Regions from separate parts of the Mus musculus genome. Here region 2 is linked to region 1. Evidence: chromatin loops called from intact Hi-C (ENCODE). Cell type or tissue: gastrocnemius. All regions are shown on one strand. Each heading gives the region's core, and the rest is flanking DNA. Links, peaks and the distances in the headings are about the cores only.

Evidence for each region. Peaks named below come from ENCODE experiments on the same cell type or tissue, not always from the same donor. Only the 100,000 strongest peaks of a DNase experiment are listed, where the experiment ranks them.
Region 2: a loop joins it to region 1, with 2.2 times the contacts of the local background. A loop is called at or near these places in 1 of 42 quality-filtered maps.

The regions. Positions count from the first base shown.
Region 1 is chr4:19,707,749-19,710,659 of GRCm38, forward strand. Wwp1 (WW domain containing E3 ubiquitin protein ligase 1) reads right to left here and starts at 1,256. Exons shown (of 25, transcript NM_177327.5): 1 at 1,091-1,256. In gastrocnemius, for the core only: no CTCF peak of the experiment used is centred there; a DNase peak (open chromatin) is centred at 1,426; H3K4me3 peaks cover 1,901 bases; H3K27ac peaks cover 2,416 bases.
Region 2 is chr4:19,868,040-19,870,950 of GRCm38, forward strand. No RefSeq gene overlaps it. Among named protein-coding and RNA genes, the nearest start is that of Slc7a13, 51 kb to the left of the region's middle. In gastrocnemius, for the core only: no CTCF peak of the experiment used is centred there; a DNase peak (open chromatin) is centred at 1,286; H3K27ac peaks cover 383 bases.

The sequences.
Region 1 (2,911 bases), core at 114-2,613:
TGTCTCAAAGAGCTAAGTCACATTTCTCAAGCATCTCAATTTCAACAGCTCCAACACTTGGACATTATCTTTGAATTTAAAATGTTAACTAGTTATTTAAAAAATGGTAATTTTCAGTCAGCTTAAGCACATAGTTTTATGGCTCAAGGAAGTTAGATAAATGAAAGAATGTCTTTTTTAAAAGGAGAGTTTTACTAGCAGTTACATACAGACTTGGTGAGACATGTTAAGTGGATTTATACATAAGCAAAAACTCTTACAGAAACCTACAGACAACTGTGAACAGGGTATTTCATCAGGGGTAAAAAAAACACCAAATGGGGAGTGGGAAGGTAACTCTGGCATTTTTTTCCATAACTCTAAGTAGCGGCATTTTAGGGGGAGGAATTCAATTTTATGCACACAAAAAGATGAAACATTAACAGGGAAAACACAGACATTTGTGAAATATTTTATGGTGGACGAGTAAAATATTTCAAAAGCATAATAGATACACCTTCTTTTTGGTAATAATGAAGAGGAATCGCTTAGAGCAAAAGAACTTACAACTCCAAACCGATGAGTAGAAAGCCATACAGCCCTAAGCCACAAACTGATCATTTAAGGACTGTAAAGGCTAAAGGCGACGGGCAAAGTACCAAATCCTAACAATACTACATTTTAAAAGAAGATTTAAAGGAAAAGGACCCAAATCACGAGATGAGGATTAGAAAATTTTGCAAGGTCACTTGAACCTACCAGGTCACCAAAGGTGGAGATTAAGATTGTTGGTGAGAGGAGGTGCGGAGTCAGTGAAAAAAAAAAAAAAGCTGAATGCTAAAAACGTGTCAGAAAAGGACGTTCTGAGGCTGGCGTCCCGGCTCGCGCCGGTGGGATCCGGGTGAAAGTCAGGGCAGCAGTTCTGAGGCGGGGAAGCTGGGACGCCAGCAAGCCGCCGGTCAGGAGGCTGAGCACTGCAGTCACCGAGCCACTTCGCCGGGCTCCGGTGTCACCCGCACAGGCCGGTGCCAGGGCCAGCTCGGGGCAAGCCCGGCGACCCCACCCCGGCGAACTCCGGCCCGGCCGCCCTCCAGAGCCCCGCTGTACTTACCCGCGCAAAGCTGCGGCTCCCGGGGCCCGCAGCCACCGCGGCGGCGCCTCCTCAGCCCTCCGCGCCCAAGATCGCCATCTCGCAGCAGGCGTCGGCCGGGCAGCTCAGGCCGCCCGCAGCCACTCGGATCCCGCACGCCAAGCGCGCCGACACCCGGCCCTCCCCCCACCCACCCCGGCCTACACCTCCCTTCCTCGGGAGCGCGCAGCGTGCTCGCGACTCCGCTGCCGCTGCCGCGCACGGGCGCGCCTCCCCGCCGGGGCCGCTCTGAGCCTCTGGTCCAGACCGGGAATCCAGCTGCCCTCGAGCATGCGCAGCGAGCGCGCGCCCAGCCCGCCTAGGGGCCACTCCGCTCCTCCGGGTCTTCCAGGCGGTCAGGCGGAGAGGCACGCCAACCAATAAGGGAGAGGAGGTGGAGCCAGAGCCGGAAAGGGGGCGGGGCAGCCGCCGGGAAGCCGGTGGTGACTTGTGAACAGCAGCTACCTGGTCTGTTCAGTCAGCTGCAGAGCTTCCTGCATAACCTCAGGGAAGACCCTCCAGGCACGTCCGTGCTTTCGCAGCCAAAGTAGGCTGCGAAGGAAAACCCCTTGACCTCGCTTTAATATTTGATTTAGGGTCCATTAGTAATGGTAGTCACACGAGACCATTGTGTTGGTAATGAAATTGTTCCTTTCTCTTGGCACCACAGTGGCCCAGGGACAAAGCTACTACTGATTGAGCAAGTGCATATATCCCTTTTCGTACAGTTAATGGACACAGTAATTCTGAAAGGTAGCTGTCTCTTGACTCTTTGACACAATGAGTCAACTGGTTTAGAAAAGAGCTGTTGGTAATTTACATTGCGAGAAAGGTCACACTGCAGTGTAATGACCACATTACTCACCATATGGCCCGCCATTCTACTTCAGAGAAAGAACAAAAGTTCTTCCAGAATAAATAGTACATTTAGCCAAACACCTCAGCTAGACCTCACAAATTAATTTAAACCCACCCCAGAGCCGACTAGTTCTCTTGTCAGAAAAGTTCACGAATCCTGGCTTCTTGTTGCCTGTGACACCTTTAACTTCACTACTCCATAGGTAACAAGTTCTCAGCCTAATCACCTTGTAACATTTCTGTTCTAAATATCTTGTTAACATTAAACCACCTTTCTGATTCACTCCGTTGTTGCTGCAACTTTTGAAGAAGAGAAAAAAGTAGTCTACCAAGAAGAACACTAAGGCTCCATGAGTATTTGTAGGACTCAGTAAATACCACTTGAATGAACAAACGTTCATTCTTTTCCACTCTGGTCCATTAGTTACTAGCCCCTAATTTTACATATAAGTTAGGGGCATATGCCTATGGTGCACAAAAATCTCTCAAAAATGTACATGACAATTTTACTTTTCTTCAACCTATTCCTCTTGCTGTGATAAATGACTGGTCCAAAACAACTTAAGGGAAATGGAGTTTACGCTGGCTCATACCTAGTGACCGGAGCTTGAAGCAGCTGGTCACAATAAACCAGAAGTGAGGAAATAGAGTGAGAGGCATGCTTATCATGCCTTTGTTGCATATAGCCCATGGAATGGCCCTGCCCACCTCAGTTACCAGAAGCAAGATAATCCTTTGAAGGCAATGTCAATAGGCCATCTCCCAGGTGATTCTAGATTCTGTCAAGTTTCCAGCGGACACCAAACATCATGTCACTCTAATGCTTAAGGTCATTGGGCACAGTAATAACCTGTCCACAGGTCTTATGACAACGTGCTTTTCAGAGCACCTTCAAGCTCATATGCTATTTGTAGTGCTAGGAGATTACTGAATGTGTCCACTTGG
Region 2 (2,911 bases), core at 221-2,720, 160 kb after region 1:
CTAGATCTTTAAAGACAATTCAGCTGAGTGGTAGCAAACGAATCAGAAAGGCAAACATTCAAGAAAAAGGCTGAGAGGACCCATGATCCTTGCAGCCTTGATGGGAGACACACAAATGATGGCAAAGGTCTAGCACATGCTGTTTCCAAAGACTGAGTTTAAACCCCAGAGTAAACTCTGATGCATAAAGGAGCGTAATTTGTAGCTACTCAGGAATTGCAGAGAAATGAATTTTCTCAGAAATCAAGATGTTATTTTTGTATACTATATTACTTAGATAACTCTATGTCATTTGCTGTAATCAATTTCTAAAAATCAGATGGAATAAGCAACTGATGTTCTTGGGAAAAAAAGGAAAATGCATTCTTAAACTATTCCAATAACACTTAAGTAGAGTAAAGGTGAAAATTCTAAATTGAACATTGTTAAGTGATTAAGCATTCTTTACATTTCAAAACATGCATTTTTGCCTATGTTGCATCATCCTAATTCAATTATACAACTTATTTCTTTTGTTATGGAAGATACCAATGAGGAAGTAAAGGTGTTTTAGCAAGCTGTATTGAATAAAAAAGAAAAAAGATACTTGGAGTAATATATTAAGGTTGTTAGTTCAAGATATGATCATGGAAATAGACTGTTGGATAATAGAAACTTTGACATGTCATGTATATTGGGCATGGAGAGATGGCTCAGTATTAAGAGCACTTGTTTTTCTTGCAGAGGGCCTGGGTTCATTTCTAAGAGGTCACATGGGAGCTCACAACTATGTGGAACTTCAGTTCAGAGAGACCTAATGACCTCTTCGGTCTTCTAGAGACACCGTATACATATGGTGTACAAGTATATATGTTGGTAAAACACACATATTCATAAAATAAAAATAAATAAATCACCTCTTGCCTGGAACCACTCAGAAGACACATAGAAGACCTGAGTGCCACTAAGATGAGCAAGTAACTGGTGGAGAGATCGAAGAGAAAGAGAAGGTGTGTGCACAATGAAGAGATGTAGAACTCAAGACTTGGGGATAGTGAGGAACGTCCGGATGTGAGAAGCCAGTGATGCCACCTGAGGCCATAGTAAGGTCCCAGCCTATGCTGTCACTGAGGGTCATGTCTGTGTCTATGAACCTATGGCATCAGGGTGTGGGTGTCTGTGTTGATGTCTATGGACCATGTTGCCACAAAGGCCAAGCATGCACATCCCTGGTTTGTGGAGAGTTGGCCCCACCCCTCACTGGCTGCCACATTTGGGAGAGCTGGTCCCATCTGTCACCAGGATAGCATGTCAGAGCTGGTCCCACCCCTCATCAGAACAGCATGACAAAGCTGGCCCTGAGGGCCTGAGAGCAGGTGAGCAGGCCCTGATCCACACTGGCTTGTGCTGAAGAACTGGCTCTGACTGCATGAGCATGGGAGAGCTGTCCGGCTGAGCAGCTCAGCTACCACCCAGACCCAGATCCACCTAAACATCTACCCGACTGATGAACTGCTGGAGCATGGGAAGGGGCTGGTCCTGCAGAACCAAAACCACCGCAAGATCTTCATTGCACAGGGCAACAACAGGATATCCAAGAGGAGTCCCGGTGAGGATCTAGTACTGATAGTGTAGCAGAATCTAGACCAATGACTCATTCCAGTGAACATCTGGAAGTAAAGCTGTTTGGGCAAAAGGGCATATTGCATGACACACTGTGCCACAGCTCAGCTTCCGCAGCAAAATTTTTTGCTTGTATGTTTTCTTTTGGGGGGAAGTTGCAATGGTGAAGTGTGGAGAAGGAGAGATGGGGACATGAGTGGCATTTAGGTGCAGGATGTAAAATTCACAAAAAAATCAATTAAAAAAAATGGACCAGGGTAAGGCATAGACAAGATCACCACAACCATGAGCAGCCCTTCATGGATGCAGGGTGGCTGCCTGGGTCTGTGTACCAGAGCACAGAATAGATTATTCATGCAACTCTCTAATTAAATGATTCCCTAGACAGAGGGCAGGTGATGACCAGTGTGTGAAGAACTTGCCGTTCAAGCACAAACACCTGAGTTTGGATTCATAGCACTCACATTAGTGTTGTGCACAGAGGGGTGCCTCTGGGGAAGGGGGGACATAGGTTAACCCTGAGACCTCATTAGCTAGCCAGTCTAGCCATAGAGCAAACCCCAGGTTCAGGGGGAGACCTTGTCTCAAGAAACTAGGGAGAGTAATAGAAGAATTGATTTTGACCTAGGGCCTCTCTGCGTGCACACACACACACACACACACACACACACACACACACACATACAGAATTGACATTGACCTGGGGCCTCTATGCACACACACATACACACGCAGAATTGACATTGATCTAGGGCCTCTATGCACACACACGCACACACACAGACACACAGACACACAGACACAGACACACACACACACACACACACACACACACACACAGACACACACACACACACTCCTTACCATGAAAACTGCTAACCTGCAACACTTGGCAGAGGGAAAAAAGTCCCAGACTCAGTGTAACAGGATGATACAGGCCATTTGCTCTGAGGATCTTGGTGGGAAACCCCAGTCTCCAGTTAAGCTGAAAACTTTCCCTTAGTAGCCTCAGGAAACAGATAAAAGTGAGAAGAAGCTGTATTCTGGGGAAAAAGGCAGCGCTCATGGGATATTTGCCAAACAAAACCTCACAAGTGCCCTGTGTGACTTAACACCACTGAATTAATAAGTTCTGAAACTTAATAAATCTCTTCTTTGCTGGAAGGACTCATAAACATGTTTCCTATAGCTATTAGCTACTTACTAGCTACTAAAGTTATTAAAATTACTATTTTGAAAATAAATAAATCACTCACTTTCTAAGAAGAAATCATGTATGTCAGTTTACTCACAGAGATATTTTGCTGGT